Regions from separate parts of the Homo sapiens genome. Here all the other regions are linked to region 2. A link is a contact called in ENCODE Hi-C or POLR2A ChIA-PET data. All regions are on one chromosome and are shown on one strand. Each heading gives the region's core, a stretch centred on a gene start or an enhancer-like site at or near the end of the contact. The rest is flanking DNA. Distances are from core to core; before and after follow the strand shown. Region 1 holds the start of DISP3 (dispatched RND transporter family member 3). Region 2 holds the start of SRM (spermidine synthase). Region 3 overlaps CASZ1 (castor zinc finger 1).

Region 1 (3,294 bases), core at 770-3,269, 420 kb before region 2:
CAGACCCAGCCTAAGGAAAGTTGGGGAGAGAAGTGAAGACAGTGGGGAAGGATGACTGGAAAGACCAAAAAAAGAGGGTGCATGTGCGTGTGTGTGTGTGTATGTGTGTGAGAGAGAGAGAGAGAGAGAGAGAGAAACCTGGGGGAGGGAACAGAGCAGGGAAACAGAGGGTACAAGCAAAGAATGCGGACCCTGATTGTACATGTGTGTGTCTGGACTAAGGTTAGAGAAAGAGGAGTGAGTATTGAGGTAGAGAGCCAAGCAAAATGGACCCTGGGCTGAAAATGGAGATTCTGTAAGGCACCTGTCCAGGCTGGGCTTCTGCCTGGAGCTTCCACCGAGCCACAGCCTCCTCCCTCCCTCCAGAAGATCCCCTGGTCCCCTGGCAGGTGTAGTAGTAGGAGGTGGGGAGGGGGTGTTTGCTCTAAATCCCCATGCTTCGCCCATAGGAGCAGGACAGTGTGTGTGTGTGTGTGTGTGTGTGTGTGTGTGTGTGCACGCGCGCGCTGGGGGTGGAAGTGTGTCTGTGCTTGGGAGTCTGAGTGGCTTTGTGAGTCACTGGGCATCGGTGAGAACACCAGGTGGTGGGCTCTGGAATCTGGGGCTTAGTCAGTGAGTCCGGAGACAGCAACCTCGAGTGCAGAGCGGGGGCGAAGATGCTGCCCAGGTCCACGAACGTGTGTGCTTGTGAGATCTGTCCGCCCACGTGCGTGTGAACCGTGGGTCTGCGTGGATTGTGTGCGCCTGAGGATTGTGGGTGGGTGTGTACTTGCGCGAGTGTATGTGTGTGGACTGTTTTCCAGTGGTCTGTAGATATGTGTGTGCGCATGGATGGGTGTGAGTGTGCGCGTGGACTGTGGGTGTGCGCGGGCTTCTGAGTTTCTAGGGCGGCCGCGAGGCGCTGTCCGCGGTGCTGACCCGGGGAGTGGGCTGACGGAGACCTGCGCGCAGTCTCGCAGTGAGTGGGGGACAGCGGGAAGCTGGCGCCGGCCGTGGAGCAGAGGCCGAGAAGAGAAGCCCCCAAGGAGGCGCCTTCCCAGCCCTGCTGCCGGCCTCCCCAGGGAGTTGGGAAAAGTTCTCCCGGCGGTGGGGTTGGCTCCCGGGACTTGGCGCCCCTTGCGCTGGGAATCTTTCCCGACCCTCAGCGCCGCCACTGCCCGGCTGCCCACTCCACCTCCACCCTCGTTCGCGTTCTCGGCAGAGCCTGGGGACCCTCGCGCGCGCGGATCCATCGCTGGCCCGGCCCGCCCCAAGCCCCCACGCGCCCTCCCCGGCCGGACCTGCAGCCAGGTTAATCGGGGAAATGTCCCTCCGAGAGCACGAGTACGCTAGGTAGGGAGTGGGTGGAGGGGGTCATTAGCCTTACTCTGTCCCCTCCCTCCGCTCTAGCATGGGCGAGAGCCCGATCCAAGGGCGGCTTCAGACTGACGCTCAACTTTTATGGACCCAGATATCCCTCAGAGGGGACAAGCAGGGGCCAGAGGTCGGAAGCCTTGCCGTTCCTGGACATCCAACATCCAACTCCCCTTGGCCGACCAAGAATGCTGCAGTCCCGCGGGGAGATGGTGCGGAGCTGGGGCCCGGTCGTAGAGGGCAAGCTTGGGTTCTGTCCACCCCTGACCGTCTTTCCCGGGGGGCTCCGAGGCCCGCATCCCGGGCTGGCTGGAGAGCGAGAGAACTTCGCGCGCGGCGCCAAGCAGGTCGGGGTGCGGACGGCGCGGAGGACTTCCCCCTCCTCCTAGCAATGCATCCCCCAGCCCCGAGACCAAGCCCGGATGGCGCCCCGCGGCCGTGCACTCACCTCGGCCGGCCGAACGGGGCTAGGCTGAGCCGCCGGCGCGGGAGAGAGTGCGCAGAGGGTCGGGGGGCGGCGGCCACCACGCTGCGCAGACTCGTCTCCTCGCGGAAGTCGCAGGGGGAAGCTTCTCGGAGCCGCAGGAGGCTGGGGCTCCCCCTCCGCTCCAGGGCAAGCAGACCGCGGGAAGCTGCGCGCGAATCCCAGTCCTCAGCTCGCAACCCGAGCACTCCGCTCCGCCGCCGCCTTTTATTCGCCGCCCGCCTTTGTTTGGGTCCGGGCTCCTACCACGGGTCGCGGGGGTGTCCGAGCCAGGCTCCGGAGCCGCGCTGCCGCCCAATCCCTGGCGCCTCTCGGGCTCCGCGCCGCCGCGCCTTGAATCAGTGGCCGGCGAGACCCTGCGCCACGCCGCGCGCTGCGGTCTCTGGGACCCGCTGTCTGGCGCTGTCTTCGCCGCCGCTCCCCCTGCCGATCCGCGCGGTGGTTCAGCCCGGCCCTGGCGCCCGCGGGCGGGGGAAGCGCAAGGCGCAGCGACCCCTGGGGGTCGGTCCCCGCCCCTGCAGACGGTCCGGGCCAGGCACCACCCCCCAGCCCCGCCTCCGAGTTTCCTGATACCCAAGTCTCTCCCGGGCCCGCGCTCCCGCTCCTCTCCAGCCAGCCCGCCCAGCCTTGGCAGGTCACCAGCCTCCTGGACACTCGCGGGCATCCCCGGGCGCCCTCCGGAGGGAGCTGCCAAGCCCAGGCTCCTGGCGCCGTCCCTTCCTCGTTTGTTCTTCATTTACCCCTCTGGCACCAGAACCCGGAGCCATACCAGCCCCTGGGACCGGGCATCCCTCCAGCTCTAGCACATGACCTGCCTGACACCCCTAGCCAAAGGGCCACAAGGAGAAAGAGCCTGGGGGAGGGGGGCAGGCCAGTACCCTGGCCCATTTCTCTCCATCAGGGCTCAGAGAGCATTGGCATTGGTGTTGCCCAGGGAGAGTGAAGTGGGACCCCTCAAAAGGGGGCCAGCTGCCAGCCCCCAGCTGCAGGGTGGAGGGATGTCAGTGACGGAAGCCAGAAAGGAGGGAGGCCATTGCCATGCTGTGTGAGGGTGAGCCATGAGCTTGTCATTTGTCCTGGGTGTGTGCCGACCAAGGACCTGGGAAGATAGGGCAATGGTGAGACACAATCCTTGCCTTCAGGAGGTTTCCGGCTTATGGGAGAGAGAAGAATATGGGAGAGTTATGAATGAAATATAACAAACCCGGCCAGCCAACACACTGATGCTGAACCCACAGCAGCCCCTCCCCATCCCCAGCCCTTATTTTTAAAAGAGGAAAACTGGGTGAGACGCACCTCTAAATGTCAGGGTGCTGAGTGGATCTCCTGTGCTGTTCACCTGCTGCTCCTGCTCTGTCTCTCTGCTGTACAGTCCCTGGCTGGAAGCTGTACCCACTGACTGGCTGTCAACTAGACGCATTGGTATTTATGACTCTGGGTGCCCTGAGAGCTTATCT
Region 2 (3,214 bases), core at 304-2,803:
TCTCGAACTCCTGGGCTCAAGCGGTCCTCCTGCCTCGGCCTCCCAAAATTCTAGTATTATCAGCCTGAGCCCCTGTGCCCAGCTGCCTAGCAATTTTTTTTTTTTTTTTTTGAGACGGAGTTTCACTATCGTTGCCCAGGCTAGAGTGCAGTGGCGCAATCTCAGCTCACTGCAACCTCCAACTCCCGGGTTCAAGCGATTCTCCTGCCTCAGCCTCCCGAGTAGCTGGGACTGCAGGCGCGCACTACCATGCCCAGCTAATTTTTGTATTTTTAGTACAGACGGGGTTTCACCATGTTGGCCAGGATCGTCTTGATCTCTTGACCTCGTGATCCGCCCGCCTCCGCCTCCGCCTCCCACAGTGCTGGGATTACCGGGGTGAACCATCACGCCCAGGCACCTAGCAATTCTTTAGCGGTCTTGGTTTACCTCCCCTTTAGAAGGAGCTTAAAAGCAAGCAAGGCACATTGTTGCCTAGGCTTGAGGCTTGCTCTCACCCATAAACAACGCTGTTACTCTGCTCTGGGGACGACACAGGAAACGTTCCCCACCTCCAGGTGGAGGCTGCAAAACGTGTCAAAACCATCCCTGACATAATGTCAAGAGTAGCTTATACTAGTTTCATCTTCCTTCCTTGGCATTCGAACTGCGTGTGGAACAATTAGCATTTAATATTTGGTAATTAGCATGCTTAATGTGATTCTGAGAAGTTCTTTGACATTCTCATAAAAACAGCACATTCCCACCCACCCTTCAAAGAGCAAGACCCAGTTTGTCAAGAAAAATTGCGTGCCAGTCTTTTCTGGTGCTGAATATGTATGTTCTGGGCCTCTTCCTGGACACTGCTGGTAAATTTAGAAACTCGTTTAGAAAAGCACTTCTCTCGTATTCAACAGCCTATAGGCTCATGGCGCAGAATCTAAGGGAAAATGGCTAAATCCAGCTTGTGAATTCGCGGGCTGTGATGATTCTTTCCAAGTAAATAAAAACCCTCGGTTCGCCCCGACGAGCCACATAATCTGTTCAAATCCAACAAGGAACCAGATTTTGGACGCAAAGAAGGATACGTTCTACTCGCCCCGTGCAACAACGTAAACCACTGTAGCCACCCGCTCCCGTGTCTCCAGCCCAAAGGCTGACTCTCCAGTCCGCACGTCGCAGCGCTCTTGCCCTCCACACCAAGCCCGAGTCCCGCAGCCCCTCGAGGCCCTCGGTGCCTCCCAACCCCGAGAAGGAAGCGGGGGCCGGTGGTGCACCGCCCCGGCTGCTTGGGGCGGAGGAAGGACCCGGACCCCTTCCGCCGGCCCAGCCCGCCCCGGAACCCGACCCGGCCGCCCGGCCCCGGCCGGGCCCCACGTGGCCCCTGGAGCGGGCCGCACTACCCTGCTGCCGCCGACGGACGGCGCGCCACAGCCACTCTGCGCCGCTCTGCGAGCCGGTGGCCAATGAGCGCCAGGCGAGGCCGCTTTGCCATTGGCGAGCGCGGGCTCCGCCCCCGCCGGCAGGCCCCGCCCCGCGCCCGGGTTAGGTTGCGGCGCGGGCGGCGGGCGGAGCTGGTCCCGTTGTGCTGCGGCGCCGCGCGGCCTGCAGTCCCGGGCCCGCGCCCCGCGCCGCCCGCCCGCCCGCCATGGAGCCCGGCCCCGACGGCCCCGCCGCCTCCGGCCCCGCCGCCATCCGCGAGGGCTGGTTCCGCGAGACCTGCAGCCTGTGGCCCGGCCAGGCCCTGTCACTGCAGGTGGAGCAGCTGCTCCACCACCGGCGCTCGCGCTACCAGGACATCCTCGTCTTCCGCAGGTACCGCCGCTGCCCGCAGGCGCCTGCCCCCTAGGCTCAGCCCGGGCCGCCTGCTGCCCGCCTCACGGGCCTCTCCACGCCGGGACCCAAGCGGGCTGGACCTCGTCCTGCCCTGGCCCCCTCGCCACCCCTCACACCGCCTCCCTGGGCTGGGGCTGGGACTGCGGGCTGGCCTCTTGGGTGGGGGAGTCGGAGTCTGCGCCCCGCTCCACGTGTCAGCCCTCAGGACACGTCAGAGCCCGAGGAGACCCCGGGTCCCACCCCGGCCTCCACCCGGCGGCCCGCCTGCCGTTCCTCGCCACGTGTCACCATCGCTCCTCATCCCTGGGACCCCTAGGCGGGATGGGGAGACCCTCCTCACCCAGGGCGGCTTGGGGTACGTTTTCCCCACCCCAGAGAACCCAGGTCCCCGACTGTCACTCCGCCCGCAGTAAGACCTATGGCAACGTGCTGGTGTTGGACGGTGTCATCCAGTGCACGGAGAGAGACGAGTTCTCCTACCAGGAGATGATCGCCAACCTGCCTCTCTGCAGCCACCCCAACCCGCGAAAGGTACCCCAGTGTCCCCTGGAACAGTGCCGGACGAGGGGCGGCCCCAGGTGTGCTCCGGGCTCTTCCCAGATGCTGCCTGCATGGTTGTCAGAGAAAGTGCTAGCGAGGCCAGGGGCGTCCCGCGGAGGGGTGGGGGCCGACACTGACGCGGCCTCGGAATCCTAGGGCAGCCCTGGAAGGAACTTCCAGGAAAGGGGACACCGGCACGAAAGCGTTTCCGAGGGTAGAAAAAGATGAGGCCCGTGGGTCCGAGGGGTCAGGGGGTCTGCTTCAGGGGCCTGGGGGCTCCCAGTCCTGCCAGGGCCCCTGCCTTGACTGCCCCCTCCTCCCAGGTGCTGATCATCGGGGGCGGAGATGGAGGTGTCCTGCGGGAGGTGGTGAAGCACCCCTCCGTGGAGTCCGTGGTCCAGTGTGAGATCGACGAGGTGAGTGCCGGCGTAGAGCCAGGTTTGAGTCCTGGTTCTCCCAGCGGCCAGCTGTGCCCTGAAATGGCTGCACACCCCCGAGCAAGGCAGGTAGGGCCTGTTTCTCCATCTGGAAAACACCTGGTCGGGGAGGGTTCAGTAGGAAAACCAGATGGCAGAGGGCCTGGCAGGTGGTGAGGGCACCTGCGTGGCGAGCTCTTACTAAAACTGAGCTGATTTTTTTTTTTTTTTTTTTTTTGAGACAGAGTTTCGCTCTTGTTGCCCAGGCTGGAGTGTGATGGTGCGATCTCGGCTCACTGCAACCTCCACCTCCTGGGCTCAAGTAGTTCTTCTGCCTCAGCCTCCGGAGTAGCTGGGATTACAGACATGCGCTACCATGCCCGGCTAATTTTGTATTTTTAGTAGAGACAGGGTTTCTCCATGTTGGTCAGGCTGGTCTCGGA
Region 3 (3,456 bases), core at 882-3,381, 360 kb after region 2:
CAGCCCTCAAACCAGCAGCCTGATCGGCCGAGTCTTCATTCACGACAAGATGGGATGTCAGGTTGAATACATTAGTGTCAGGCTGGAGGAGCAGGACAGAAGCTCCCCTTAGCCCTGGTGGTACTTCCTCTCTCCCGCACTGTTCTCCCTCCAGCCCTTTGCCCGTTATCTCCTTCTTCTGACCGCGCCCCCCCTCCTCCCATCACTCCATCACTCTGAAGGGCGAGCTTTGGCGAGAGGGGGCTGGACCTAAGTCCTTCCCATCCTCTCCCAAGGATTTTGGGGGTGGGCAGAGGGCACAGCAGGGAGAAGCCAGGCAGCGAATTAAAGTTTGTGATTGTCAGCATCAGGAGAAGCTAAATAACCCTGTAACTAGTATGAAGGTGAATTCACGGTCTGCTGCACATGGAGAATATGAGTGTCTGCGAGACAGGGAGAGTGCGCACGGGAACCCGGCTGCCACGGTGGGCAGCCTCCTCTCCAGGGACCCGGGCAGGAGGCAGGAGGAGGGCCACGTACCCGCTTCCCTGCCAGGGAGCAGCTGCCCAGGAGCCCCACCAGACACCTGGGGCAGCTCAGCTCCTTGACAACCTGCTGGCCCTGGCATCAGGGGCCCAAGTAGATATTTGTAAGCACCAATGGTATACACCCATGGACACCAGCCCAGGCCTTGGACTGATCCATATTAACAGCTAATCCTTATTGAGCACTGACTGTGTGCGGGCTGAGTGCTGTGTGACAACAACTCTATTCAGGAAGTGCTAATATGATCCCCCGTCTTTCCCCCACTTTTTAATAACCGCTTTATTGAGATATCATTCATATACCATAAAATTCACCTTTTTAAAATGTACAATTCAGTGGTTTTTAGGATATTCACAAGGTTGTACCATCATCACCACTATCTAATTTTAGAACATTTTCATTCCCCCAGGAAGAAACCCTGTACTCATTAGCAGTCCCTCTCTGTCCCCCACTATCAGCAGACCTAGGGTTCCACTAACGATGATTTCCTGAAGATGCTGGGAAGGTAGAGGGTCAGTGCCTGGGTTCAGGGAGCAGAGCCTGTAGAAGATGGAGCTGCGGTGTGAACCCAGGTACTGAGACTCCAGAGCTGGTGCTCCATGAGGGATTGCTTGATGTCCTGGCTAACCCCCACCCCACCCCTGACACACATGTGCCTATCATGTGTGTCTGACAGTTCAGGCTCAGGCGTGTACATACACCATCCAAACACCTAGACTCAGGCAGCAGCACACGTGTCTTCTCCCCAAGTACGCTGGCAGCTCCACATAGAAAACCTCACACCTCCCATAAGGACAGCGGGCCTCCCCTCCTGGGACCCCTCCCTTGGCTTCTCCCCAGCCCTGCTCCTAGAAGGGAGGCTTGGAGCAGGAACCAGCAGCAACAGGGTAACTGAAGTAGCCAGAGAAACCTAAGTGGTTTCAGAGCTTAAAATGAGAAATCCCATATCTTCTGCAGCTGATCATTGTAACTGAGACAAAATGCCAACCCAACATTCCAGAACAGGTCCCCGCCCGGGCTGGGGCCACAGGCTGGGCCAGGCCCACAGGGCAACCCAACTAGCCCAGGTCCCTGCTTCATACTCTGTGTGTGTGTGTGTGTGTGTGTGTGTGTGTGTGTGTCTCTATCTCTCTTTCTCTCTCTGTCTCTCTTTCTCTCTCTCTCTGTCTCTCTCTCTCTTTCTCTGTCTCTGTTTCTCTCTCTCTCTCTGCCTGTCTCTCTTTCTCTCTCTCTGTCTCTGCTTCTCTTCTGTTTCTTCTCACCTTTTTCTTCCCACCTACCTCTCTCTTCTCTCACACTCCACGTTTCCACCCCAAAACTTTTTTTTAAAGTTTTTGTGGCCACACTCTTGAACTCACAAAAACTGGGAAATTAATGTGAAACCGTCGCTGCTTCTGATAAGAGAAACCTACAAGGGTGAGACAAAGGGGAAGGGAGACACAAGAGAATCAGTCTGTTGGATTTTGGTTTGGGGTTTTTTCCTCCTTCTCTCTCCCTCCAAAGTGGAGGATCCGGCCGGGCCAGTTTGGATATTTATTAAGAAAAAGCCAAAGATAATTAACTTTTTTGTTTTTGTTTTGTTTGCGGGTGCCTCCCCTGCTGGCACTCCTGGCTGCCTGGCAAATTAAACCTGCTCCCGGCTCCCTGGGTGCTGGGCTGCCAGCAAGACTTCTGCCGACTGTCCTGGATCTGCCAGGGCTGCCAGCTGCCCACCCAACAACCTACCTTGGCTTTCAGACCTTGGGTCACTTTATGCCCCCACCGATGCCACATCCCCAGGCTCTACTGACTCTGAGAGCACCTTTTAGAGCAGGGTAAGTGGGATGTGGGGGTTGGGGGAAGAGGAGGGGCTACTGTTTGGGGTTGTGGCCAGCACTTCCCTAAAAGGAAATGGGGGGAAAGTGTGATCCTCTCCCAGGGCACAAGGGCGTTCCTCCTGGCCAGTTCAGGGCCGTTGACTTCCCAGGAGAGGGGAAGGAGAACGGAGGATGAGCTGGAAGTGCAGGGAGAGGCCAGATTTGGGCCATGTCGATCCCCAGCTCTTCTCCCCGAAGGCTGGTACCCTGCCAGGCCTCATGGGCCCCTGAGAACGCCCTGGAGCAAGCAGCCTCTGGGCCATGGAGCCATGTGTGATACCTGTCCACCCCCAACCCCAGGCTCCATCTTGCTCCCACCCCCAACCCAGGCCAGGCCATGGGTGGGGGAGCGGTGGGGGAGCTGAGTGGCTGGAGAGCCAGTGCTTGGGTAAGAGCTGGCTGCCTCCGGTCCGGTCCGCTGTGCTGGAGCCACACAGAGCCCTGAGGCCAAGCTGTGACCTAAGCCTGAGCCCAATTCATGGGCCAAGAAGGTGACACTGGGAGTTAGAGGCTTCCTGGTATGAGACAGAGCTGAGGACTTCTCAGGAGCCAGGAGAGCCCACGAGAGGAAGGCCAGTTTGGAGGAGCTCGCTGGGGTTGGAGGTGCGGCTTGCCCCTCTGTTAAGCCAGTCCCCCTCAGCCCTCCCCTGCCAGGGACCCTCCTTGGCCCCTTGGCTTCATCCCCAGCTGGACAAGTAGGCAGTGATGGTGGGCCTCTTCCAGGTGGGGAGCCTGCTTCGGAGCCGGCCACAGAGAAGAGGGCATTTTTCAAGGATTTTGCTGGCCTTTCTTTTTCTCTGAAATATAAGGATGTGCAATTTTTTTGGTTTCAATTTAGCATTGGAGAATTTTATAATTTAGTAATTAAAATCTCTGATAGGCTTTAGAAATTGCGGCTAATTGAATTTAATGGGAAGATGATTTTCAATTTTATTTGATTACCGGGACCCCTGGCATCGGTATTTATGGGAAAAAAATGGGAAATGTGCTGTGTGGGCTAAGATGGCATAATTGAATTAGGGATAATCGGATTTCTCCGTCATGAATTTCACTATAATTTTCCTATAATTTTCCA

Evidence for each region. A loop is a pair of places that touch in the nucleus more often than their neighbours do. ChIA-PET counts read pairs that join two places held with the same protein, here RNA polymerase II (POLR2A). Pooled maps may share reads with other maps.
Region 1: a pooled map shows a loop between it and region 2 (10-fold over the local background). The contact joins the promoter of DISP3 here to the promoter of SRM in region 2. A Hi-C loop is called at or near these places in 8 of 50 pooled maps. POLR2A ChIA-PET finds 5 or more read pairs at or near these places in 2 of 52 experiments (H1 and Panc1).
Region 3: a map with no recorded cell type shows a loop between it and region 2 (3-fold over the local background). The contact joins the enhancer-like site here to the promoter of SRM in region 2. A Hi-C loop is called at or near these places in 3 of 37 single-sample maps with no recorded cell type and 8 of 50 pooled maps. POLR2A ChIA-PET finds 5 or more read pairs at or near these places in 1 of 52 experiments (BJ).

The regions. Positions count from the first base shown.
Region 1 is chr1:11,477,880-11,481,173 of GRCh38, reverse strand. It overlaps DISP3 (dispatched RND transporter family member 3), which reads right to left and starts at 2,019. Exons shown (of 21, transcript NM_020780.2): 1 at 1,802-2,019. RefSeq lists an enhancer at 867-1,468 and a silencer at 2,113-2,432.
Region 2 is chr1:11,058,357-11,061,570 of GRCh38, reverse strand. SRM (spermidine synthase) reads left to right here and starts at 1,553. Exons shown (of 8, transcript NM_003132.3): 1 at 1,553-1,794; 2 at 2,226-2,346; 3 at 2,679-2,771. The coding sequence starts at 1,628. RefSeq lists silencers at 1,104-1,633, 1,844-2,033.
Region 3 is chr1:10,698,271-10,701,726 of GRCh38, reverse strand. All of the region lies in intron 3 of CASZ1 (castor zinc finger 1), which reads left to right. Among named protein-coding and RNA genes, the nearest start is that of CASZ1, 97 kb to the left of the region's middle. RefSeq lists an enhancer at 1-304. Within about 2 kb of position 2,131, at least 5 of the 41 ENCODE cell types and tissues checked have a DNase peak (open chromatin) inside an H3K27ac peak, as active enhancers do.